Linked DNA regions of Homo sapiens: region 2 is linked to region 1. Evidence: chromatin loops called from intact Hi-C (ENCODE). Cell type or tissue: Caco-2. All regions are shown on one strand. Each heading gives the region's core, and the rest is flanking DNA. Links, peaks and the distances in the headings are about the cores only.

Evidence for each region. Peaks named below come from ENCODE experiments on the same cell type or tissue, not always from the same donor. Only the 100,000 strongest peaks of a DNase experiment are listed, where the experiment ranks them.
Region 2: a loop joins it to region 1, with 2.4 times the contacts of the local background. A loop is called at or near these places in 1 of 110 quality-filtered maps.

The regions. Positions count from the first base shown.
Region 1 is chr5:136,102,276-136,107,662 of GRCh38, reverse strand. No RefSeq gene overlaps it. Among named protein-coding and RNA genes, the nearest start is that of SMAD5, 28 kb to the left of the region's middle. In Caco-2, for the core only: no CTCF peak of the experiment used is centred there; DNase peaks (open chromatin) are centred at 462, 3,152 and 3,502.
Region 2 is chr5:136,150,107-136,155,493 of GRCh38, reverse strand. SMAD5 (SMAD family member 5) reads right to left here. Exons shown (of 8, transcript NM_005903.7): 3 at 1,331-1,902. The coding sequence starts at 1,733. Among named protein-coding and RNA genes, the nearest start is that of SMAD5-AS1, 18 kb to the right of the region's middle. RefSeq lists an enhancer at 1,089-2,288. In Caco-2, for the core only: no CTCF peak of the experiment used is centred there; no DNase peak of the experiment used is centred there.

The DNA.
Region 1 (5,387 bases), core at 103-5,102:
ACATAAGCTTGGCTTAGTCATTACAAGCTGAGGCTGTCCTGAAAATAATAACCCATAATCAATATTAGTTAACATTTATTCAGGGCTTACCATATGTGCTAAACATCAGTGTTTACCTTTCCAAATGCTTTGTTTGTATGTTTATACACACACACACACACACACACACACACACACACACACACTATTTTATCAAATTCCCTCATCAATCTCGTGAGGTATGCATTAGTTTCTGAGTCTTATCTGAGTTAACCAGGTAGTCTGACCCCTCAGTTCACTCTGTTGGGATTTTCTATTTTCACAACACATCTCTTATTTTACAGAGCATTCCAAATATGTCATCTCATTTGATGTTCAGATAAAGAAATGCTGGGAGGCTGGGAGGACAGGTATTGTGACAGGTGGGGAAACTAAGGTATGGTGGCATGCCTTGCCTCAGGCCCCACCCCACAGGAGTGATAGAGCTGGAATGTGAAGCAAGTCCTTTGACTTTGGGGCTTCTCACATGACTCTCCAGTTGGGTGTCCATCGTGGGTGTGTGTCCTTAGTCTCAGGTAAGTCCTTAAAGCACAGTTTTCTCAAGACTTGAAGGTCTGGGTGCTGGGGCCATCACAGGTGGCCCCCAGCCAGGTGACAGGACCTGTAGACAGGCTCAGTCCTTGCTGGTGGCTTGGTATTCCTCGGGCAATTATTTTCAGAAGCAAATTGACATTTTGGTTGTCTAGAAAGCCTGGCTCTCACCTGCTGCCCAGGAATTGAACTGCTCATTGGCCCATGGGTTTATGAATGCCAGCTGCTTTTTCTCATTACCGCTTTCAATTAACTCATTGTTCTGAGCCCGAAGGTAACAGACTCCCCTTGGGATTCATTTGCATTAAGTCTGGGCCCTGGTTTCTTTTCCTTTTTTTTTCCTTCCTTTTTTTTAGAATAAAAATTCAAGTGTTGCGAAGTAAACAATTAGAAACTTCAGGGCTGGAGCCCCTGGTTGTGGGCCTGGGACAGAAAAGGCAAATGTTTTCCACCATGACCCTGCCAGGATGAGGTGCCCATGCTACCCAGGAGAATTGAACACATCCTTTAAGCATCAGATTGGTCTTTCTTGTTGGCGGCCGAGGCTGCAGGACAAAGATTCAGGTGTGTAGGAAGGCAAGATGTCATAAGACTTGCTGAAGAGGGCACCCTCCTGTTCTGTTGGGACCCACTGCTTAAGGAACATGTGTATAGTCTCCCATTACAGAAGGAAGAGAACTAAAGCTTATTGAACTTCTACTATATGCTAAGTGTGATAGCCCTCATTTCACATCACCCCCAGGGCAATTGTATCCCTAAGAACTATTATTCCCCCATGCCTTTTTTCTTTTTTGTAGAGACAGGGCCTCACTCTGTCACCCAGGCTGGAGTGCAGTGGTATGATCATAACTCACTGTAACCTCAAACTCCTGGGCTCAAGTGATCCTCCCACCTCAGCCTCCTGAGTATCTGTGATTACAGGCACATCCCACCACACCTGGTTAATTTAAAAAAAATTATTTTTGTAGAAATGGGGTCTCACTCTGTTGCCCAGGCTGGTCTCAAACTCCTAGGCTCAAGTGATCCTCGCACCTCAGCCTCTCAAAGTATTGGGCTTACAGGACTGAGCTACTGTACCTGGCCCTATTATTCTCACTTCATAGGTGAGGAAACTGGGGCACAGAGAGGGGCAGAAACTTGCCCCAAGCTACACATCTGGGATTAGTGGAATGATGATTTACACCAGTGAAGACAGAGGTAAGCAGGGAAAGTCAGCCCGGGCAAGGAAGGGGATAAGGTAATACAGGACTTTGTGCGATTGAGTGATAATTCCTTAAAATTTCAAGGCTTCCACTGACTCCCCACCTGTTTTTCATTCATTTCTTTGAGAAACACTTCCTCTGTACTGCCTATAGATGGTCAACAAGTGTTGACTTGACAACGGAGATGTTTATTGGTAGGTTTCTTATGTTAAAAAAAAAAGGCTCATGCTTCTCCCCTTTGGGGTGTGTATCAGATGGCTGGTGGACGCAGGAAAAAAGCCCCATCACTGCTGCTGCTTCATGGCCGAGAGCCGCAGATTAGAGTGGATTCCTGAGATGGGGGACCAGCCAACCATCCCAAGAGCAGGAAGACAGGAGGCACAGAGAGTCGGCAGATCAAGCCCAGGTCCGTGACCACCATCCTTCTCCAGAAATGTCTCAGGGTAGATATAAGCAGTGCCAGGGGCAGGCCCTTGAGCTGGGACACCCCACTCTGCCATCAAGCAAGGGACCTGGGGCAAGTCCTTCCCACTCAGGTAGGACCTCAGTTTCTACACCTGGAAAGTGAAGAAACTGAATGAGGTCTAAGGTCTGCCCCAGTCCCAAAGGTCTCTGCTGTGTCAAAGAAGATCTGGGTCTCTCATTATTCCTGAAGTTGAGAAAGCTACTTTACCTATTATTTTATCATACTCAAACACTTTGATGGTAACAGAATCTGTGTTTTTTTCCCTTGGTGTGTTATTTTAAGTTATTAACTTCTTTTCATTATCTTTATCTTTGATCAAAGCCACCTATTCTTCATTGGATCTGAATTTACTGATAGACCAAATGAATCTAAAAGCTGAATTGCTACCCTCTCACCCCCATTCCCTCCGACATCCACCGACAACCAATTTGCTGGGTAGAGCATATAAATACTATGCACGTTTGCGGCACTTTGCAGGCTACCTTTTGTTTCTCTTCTGGAGGGTTTTCATGCATCTGAGCTAAAGGAGACAGAGCGTGAAGAAGCTGAAAGATCTAACAGAGAGGAAAGGCCGGAAGTTTACAGGGAAGATGGCTGATCCTTGCCAATGGGGTGAAAAAGTCAGACATCTGGTTGCTAGTTGTGTTTCCTGCTGAAATTCAGGGCAAAAGGTCCCCTACAAGTTTGGGTCTGGGACGGAGGAAAAGAAAGGGAGTAGGAGGGTAGTTGTGAGACAGGAATCCTGCAGCCGGGGAAGGGGGAAGTGACAGGCAAAGACAACTGTTCTATGTGCTTTCAACTCAAATCTTCTTCTAAGAGTGGGAAGGAGATTTGGCAAAATATTCAAAGCAATCCAGCTTCCGGGGGGTGAGCAGTATCTGAGAGGCCCTTACAGGTTTGCTCTTGGCTCAAGTATGCATTTTCAGGAGGAGCTACGAGGCTGCAATCCAAAGTTCTGCCTGATAACAGAAGCTAGGAGTTAACCTGGAATTCCTTATTACCACTGCAGATTAGCAAGAAGGGAACAAACAGATACCCAGATGTTTTGTGTGTGCGTGCCTTATTGCTATAATCCTTAACAGCACTTTGTGTTTTATGCTTTTACAAAGGACAAGGCCCTACATCCGATTCCAACCATCCCATGTTGATGAAGGATGAGTTAATCTGGAGTTAAACTAGGCAGGTTGGGACTATTAACCCCCATTTCGCAGGAGAAGAAACATGCTCAGAAAAAAGAAGCAAGTCGACCCACATTGCAGAGCCGTATCAGGCCTTGATTAGGTCTCCAGGCCCAGACTTGTACCCTAATATCTCATGTCACCAGGAACTGTAAAGAAGCCTGAGCTTTGTGTGTGGCCCCTGTAGCATTCAGTCCAAAGTGCTGCTTTTGAGCCACATGGTATAGAACTAATTCTTTGACCTTGTTGACTCCTGTAGCATTTTGGAGTAATTTCTGATCCAATGAATATTTGTGTCACAACCAACCAACCTAACATTAAATTCAGTTTTCCTTGAAATGAACTCCAATTACTAGCTCTTATTTTATATTAACAATTGTTACATCGACACTACACAACTCTTTCAACATTCTAATGTTTAAGCATTATCGTATTAATACAATATCCAGGAAAACAGTTTATGTTTTATATTTAAACCTTCAAATAAAAGTGATGCATTGGCCTTCCTTTCTTCTCTCCTTTCATTCATCATTCCACAGATATTTATGAAGCACTGAGCCTGGTGCTGGGGACACAGCAGTGAACCAAACAGGCAAGAACTTTGACTTCATGATGATGAAGACTGACAATACACAAATAGACACATCTGAAAATACAATAAGTCTTCATAAATGCCTAGAAGAAAAGAAGTGTGCTATGGCAGAAAAAAAATTAACCGAAGAGCCTATATTCAAGATGAAGAGGGAGGCAAAGAGGCCACGAAAGAGGAATAAACAAAAGGAGGATACCAGCAAAGGCCAAGACAGGCTGGTTTCAGGAGCTAGAGCTGAGGAACACCAGTGTGGCCTGAGTTCCTAAGAGGCTTCACAGGGGGTAGCTAAACCAACAAGTGCATTCAGCAAGACATTGTGGAGTCTGTTTGCACTATGAACCTCTGTTTTCTCATCTGTAAAGTTAGGAGAGTGATACTAACCACACCAGATGTTTGAGAGAATGATTAGCCTCCAGCCCAGTAAAATGGAAATCCCAAGTCAAGATATGCAAGTGTGCCTTTGTAATACCAGCTTTGCTTCATTGTAATGTTTTCCTGATCTTCCTCAGTGGTGACTGGAGCACTTTGCTTTGGGTTATTCCTGCCCCTAAACTATTAAATGATCTATACACAAATCTTGCAGGGTTGCACCATGCAGGGATGCTGTAGAGCTTTGGTCCTGGGCACTGCGTCACCCTCTAATTTATGACTCAAAAGCATTCCAGTACTAATGGTAGGGGTCTAGCATTATTAATATATAAGGCTGCTGTTTGTGTGTGGAAGAAAACATTCTTGGCCGAGTGCAGTGGCTCACGCCTGTAATCCTAACACTTTGCAAGGCCAAGGCAGGAGAATTGCTTGAGGCCAGGAGTTTGAGACCAGCCTGGGCAACAAAGCAAGACCCTCTCTCTAAAAAAAATTTTTTTAAAAATTAATCGGGTGTGATGGTGCACACCCGCAGGCCCAGCTACTCGGAAGGTGGGTAGGATGGCTTGAGGTGGAAGGATTGCTTGAGACTGGAAGGTTGAGGCTGCAGTGAGCTGTGATTGCGCCACTGTACTCCAGCCTGGGTGACAGAGAGACTCTGTCTCAAAAAAACAAGTTCTTTCTTTTCTCATATCACTCCTTGCCTCTGTGTTCGGGAGACATTTTGAAAGTTTAGAAGGCACACTGAGATAAATATGAGCAAAAGTGTTTTACCAACTGTAAAGCAGCGTTTCTCCACCCTGTGCCATCTAGGTGTCATTTCCCCTCTGATACACCACTCCTCCTTAGAGAATCACAGAATCTTGGGTCACTGGTATTACAAATGTATGGGTACGTTATTGTTTTCTAAGAATTAAAGTATATTCTATTTAACATATCATGTTTCACAGTCTTAAAAACTCTTCGATGAAACTTATTTAAAGGCCTAACAACCCTGCCTGTTTGTTTTTATA
Region 2 (5,387 bases), core at 109-5,108, 48 kb before region 1:
GTGTGGAAAACACAATGGGTTAAGGGGAAGAAGAGACGCAGAAAGACCAATTAGGACACTACTTAAGGTGAGTGATGATGATGATGTACTGTACTAAAGTAGTGATGTCACAAATGATGAGAGGTGACATATTTATTAAGACATATTTTGAAGGTGCAGCAAACAGCATTTGCTCATATTTTAAATATAGGATTTAAGTAAGAAGAATAAAAGATGACCTTGCAGTTTAGGGCATTAGCAATTACATGAATGCTGTTGCCATTCACTTCAATAGGGGAAACCAGAGAAAAAAAACTGCGCTTAGACATATTACATTTGGTATGTTTAATAAATAAATATTCAAGTGGAAATGTCAAGTAGGCAACTGGATACACAAATCTAAAACTCAAGGGAGAAGTTGACTTGAGTTCAAAATGTGAGCATCAGCTTATAGACAATCTTAAGACATGTGACAGCATGAAAGCACATAAAGAAATAATATAAATGGAGAAAAGGTCCATGGACTGACTCCTGTGAAAACAGGAGAATACGCCAGCAAAGAGGGGCAAGAACAGTCAGTGAGGTAGGAGAACCAGGATAGCATACTGTCTTAGGGGCCAAACACAGAAAAAGTTTTGAGTAGGATGGAAGGAGATCAACTGTATCAAATGCAGTTGAGCGGACAGTAAGATAAGACTCAAAAATGACCCCTTGACCTATAAAAAGGCAGTCACTAGTGATCTCGACAAGTTAAATGGTAGGAAAGAAAGACTAACTAGAGAAGTCACAAGAAAAAAATGAAACATAAAGATAATAAAAATGGAGAATCCTCTAAAAGGACCAGTGGAAACAGTGCAGTGATTGGGGTTGGGTTATGTGAATGAAGTGAAAAGCAGAATTTTTTTTTAAGTTTTATTTTAGGATGGGTAGTATCATGGCATGCTTGTATGCTATCAGAAATACTCTGGTAGAAAGGGAAAATATAATGCTGGAGAGAAGGATGATAACTGTAGGAACAAAGTTCTTCATTTGACAAAAAGGAATGGGATATAGTACACACTTGGAGCTTAGGCTTTAAATAAAACAGAGACAGGTCATCCACAGGAAAAGGCAGAGTAGATATATGGGTGCTTACAGTGAATAATGAATTAGAGTAAGCCACCTGAGAATTGTATCACCTACATATAAAAAGCTAAACTCAAAATCCAATAGCCCTTCCAAGATTAGAATATTTAAGATGGAAACACAAAGCTAATACAACCTTTTCATTACTAAATCTAGTTACATGCATATCAGGAAGAGAGGTTTTTTGTTTTTGTTTTTCCAAATTCTTCTCAGGAATAAGACCTACCTGGACTCTCCACTCTCTTATAGTGGTATGGGTTGATACAAACTTCTTTTTGCTTAGATCCAAAAGGAAATTCACAAATATCCAACGGCTTTAGCTCATGATGACTCTGCAAATCCGGCCAGCGCCAAACACGACAATATATAACATGGGGTAAGCCTTTTCTGTGAGAAACCTGCAGGCGTCCATCTAAAGATCTGGGAATAGTGACACATTTACTCGGCTGTCCTGGACTGCTCAAGGCTTTCTCCAGTTCCTCCATGGCACCCTTTTTCTTTTTTAGTTTCTTCACCAAAGCATCAACTGCCTTTTCTGCCCATTTCTCCTCCTCATCACCTTGTTTCCAGCCCAACAATCGCTTTACTGCTGGACTAGTAAAAGAAAACAAGCTGGCCATTGACGTCATTTGACACAAATCTTCGGAGACCTTCCTGTAACTCAAAGTCAGTGGCTACCGAAAGAACAGATCACAGGTGAAACGTCATACACAGGTCCTAAGCAGAAGTTCCAATTAAAAAGGGAGGAGTAACATTTATCTTCACAAGTGCCATATGCTTCTTTCATTGGGTCAAGTCCTGAAAGAGAAAGGGGGAAAGGATCCTAGTTTAAATCAATTCAATATATACAAATTTAAATTAATATAATCGAAAGGCATATTTTATTAAATAAGAACAGAAAAGCATTACAAAGTAAACAAAAAATTGATAAATTTTCTCCAAAAGTTCTGTGACCACTCGATTCCTTCCCCATAATATGAACAAGTAAGACACTGGCAATGTCAAATGATAACCAGAGGCAAAACCAGGTTGCTCTACCTCCTATGTATTATCCAAAAATAGCTTCTGGACTCCCTTTGATTAGGCCACTAAACCCTAAAACACTCTTCTAAAATTTGATTCTGAAGTACTTTTCTTCACTGAAATCCATGTTACATGCTATGTCAATTTTGAACGTGATTGTGTCCTGATCTGAATAGAAGTCTTAAAAGAAATCCAGCTCTTCTCTAAGGTCATTATTCTCTTTAAATGTTTCCCAGACTGAGAAGGTTTGGACAAAAATCATGATACTACTGAAGTCACATTATTAGATGCAAATTGTATTCACGGTTGTATAAGATGTACCAAACCCTCAAATAAATCATTATAACTGCCAGTAAAATGGCAAGTATCTATTTGTAAAACTAAGTATGTTGAATAAATTTAAAGAGAATAAATTCATTTTAAAAGGGTCAGTTTCTAATTTTATAATTCCTATCGGCTTATTTTAAGTGATATTTTATATTGGTTAATGAGCTTGCTCCAGGTAAACCACTGTTCTGCACCATTAAGAAGCTCCTGATGATGACAGGTGGAAGTGACAGGCACTCCACCGATAGAAGCTGGTAAAAACCAGGCTCAGTGGCACACACCTGTAATCCCAGTTATTCGGGAGACTCACTTGAGCCCAGGAGTTCAATCACGTCCAGTCTGAGCAACATAGTGAGATCCCATTTCTAAATAAAGAATAAAAAGAATGTGTAAGATCTCCTGCAGATCGCTGCACAGCCAACCACAGACGATAAATACCTACTAAAGTAACAAGAATAACGTTTGGAAAAATGGTGTAACAAAAGATGCTTCCTTTCTTGTGCCTACAATTGCCAAAAGCTATAGCTTTGTCTTTGAAAAATTCTAGCATCAATATTATTCTGGACTGGGGTGCATCTTTCCAGAAAAGAATGTATGTGCTCAGCTAAAGCCCAGACAATAACATAAAGTAAATAAAGATAATGTAAACACAGAGTAAAGTAAAACTGACATACACTCAACAAATAATTATTGATTCTTTGTTACATCCCATGTATTGTGAATAGCCATGATGGGGCTTTTTAAAAAAAGTTATGCCAAGTAGGGTTTAATCTCAACAGTCAATAAACTGATTCATTCAAAATACACTTACTGAGAGCCTACTAAAGTACCAGATACAGTTCTGGATGCCGATCAACTACTGGCAGCTATCCAGCCTTCTATGCTGGAACCATGGTGGGGAAGGGTACAGGGAAGTAAAGATATCCTCCTTATGTATGGATATGCCTTGTGCCTTGTCTTGCCCAGCCCTATGTAGGATGATTTTTCCTAGGCAAACAAAACTGGCCACATTAAAATAGAGAGATATAACAAAGAGAATGAAAGCATAATTGTCACTAACAGGTCACAGAGTATAAAGTGTTATGTACTAAATGAACTGTAAGAAGGGCTGACCTCAGTTGCATCTACATCAAGGATGTATGATAAAATCCATGTGGGTCAGGAAGTAAAACCATGGTTTGGTTGTCTGAGATGAGATGGGAAATGTCAAAGGCAAAGGCACACAAACAAAAAAATATATATATAGGCAGACATGAACATAGCATTTCCTAGGCTAGATAAGAGACAGGCCTGGCTGACTGATTCATGAACACTAGAATATAATGGGGGGCTAGATAGGGTAGTGTACGTATGTGTGAGAGAGTATGTGTATGAGCAACAGAGAGACAGTTAAGGAAGAGGGAGGCAAAAAGACAGGAGCTTCAAGACCAGAATTCTGAATACAATATCATACATGATCAGGCCCTTGGCTTCTCCTTACTCATTTCTTAACCATTATCCTACCTAATTGCATTTAACCACACTTAACTTCTTTCCATTTCTCAAGTATTCTAAGGTTATTTCTATGTGAGGTCTTTGCATCTGATGTTCTCTCCCCTAAATTCTCTTCTCCCGTAACTTAACGCAGCATACTCACTCAAATTAATTCAGTTGTTCAAAGGTCACCTCCTGAAAGAGGAATTCCCTGACCACTTGATTGAAAATAGCATGACAGCCCATTCTCACAACATTCTCTATCCCCTGACCCTGTTCATTTTTTATAGCATTTACCCTAATCTGATATTACATTATCAACTTTGTTTATTTACTTTGTTTTCCCCAATGCAATGTTAGTATGCAGGTAGTCTCGTCTGCCCTCAAAACCACTGGATGCCCTGGACCTAGAATAGTGTCCATTTATCAAATAAATGAGTAAGAAAAACAATTTGTAAAAATATATATACCTTTCTAAGGATGTCTATATCAAACTTAAAACAAAAAAATTGTTATTTATAGATATCTATGATATCAGAGAATAAAAATATGCCTGGAAATGAAACACACCAGACTCAGTCTCCCAAGTTGATGGCATTATAGGCTTGAGCCACTGTGCCCACCAGATTCTGTTCTTTACTAGTATCACTTTTTCAAAGCCTATTAACTTTTCTGTAAAATAGAGATGATGGTTCCTAAGTCACAGAAATATTAAAGTACTAATGTCTATCTAACACAAGCTTTACAAACTCAACAGTACTATTCAAACATGAATTCTAATCATTAGCATTCAGAAAGAAGACGAACCAAGACTTAAGAGACTGGCTAGATCTAGTCCTAATCTAATCTTGCCCATTACTCTTCCACTATACACACCTTCTGATCCAATCCAAATCCCTGCCCCTCTGCCCATCTGTGTCTTCCAAGAGAAATCTTAGTCATTCTTAATGATGAGCTCCAATCTATCCCCTTTTGTGAAGACTTCCTTTACCACCCAATGCTGAAGAGGCTATGGTCACTGAATATTTATAATAAAAACTAATTAATAAGTCATAAATAATATCATAACTTCCCAAATACAGTACAAAATCCTTCTAAGAAGTAGTCTTCAGCACCTGGACCATTGCATGTGCCATACCACACACTATGATACTTAATGAATGGTCACTGATTTTTCTACTAACTGTACCTTGAAATTAAGAGATAATTTCAAATTTTAAACCCACGTTGACTAAGATAATGATAAAATGAGAATTCTACCCACAGAATTAAAAACATTCAGAAGGCAGCTTTGTCAGTAGAAATGGTGGTAAACTCCACTGGGAAAAGGTCATGACTGGAGATACAGGTTTAGCCAGGTAAAGATGAGAAACAGATTTAAGATTTTGCACAAAGAGCTAAAAAAAAAAAGTTTGCAACAGAGTGAAAAGAACAGTAAGTAAACACCTAAATATTACGAA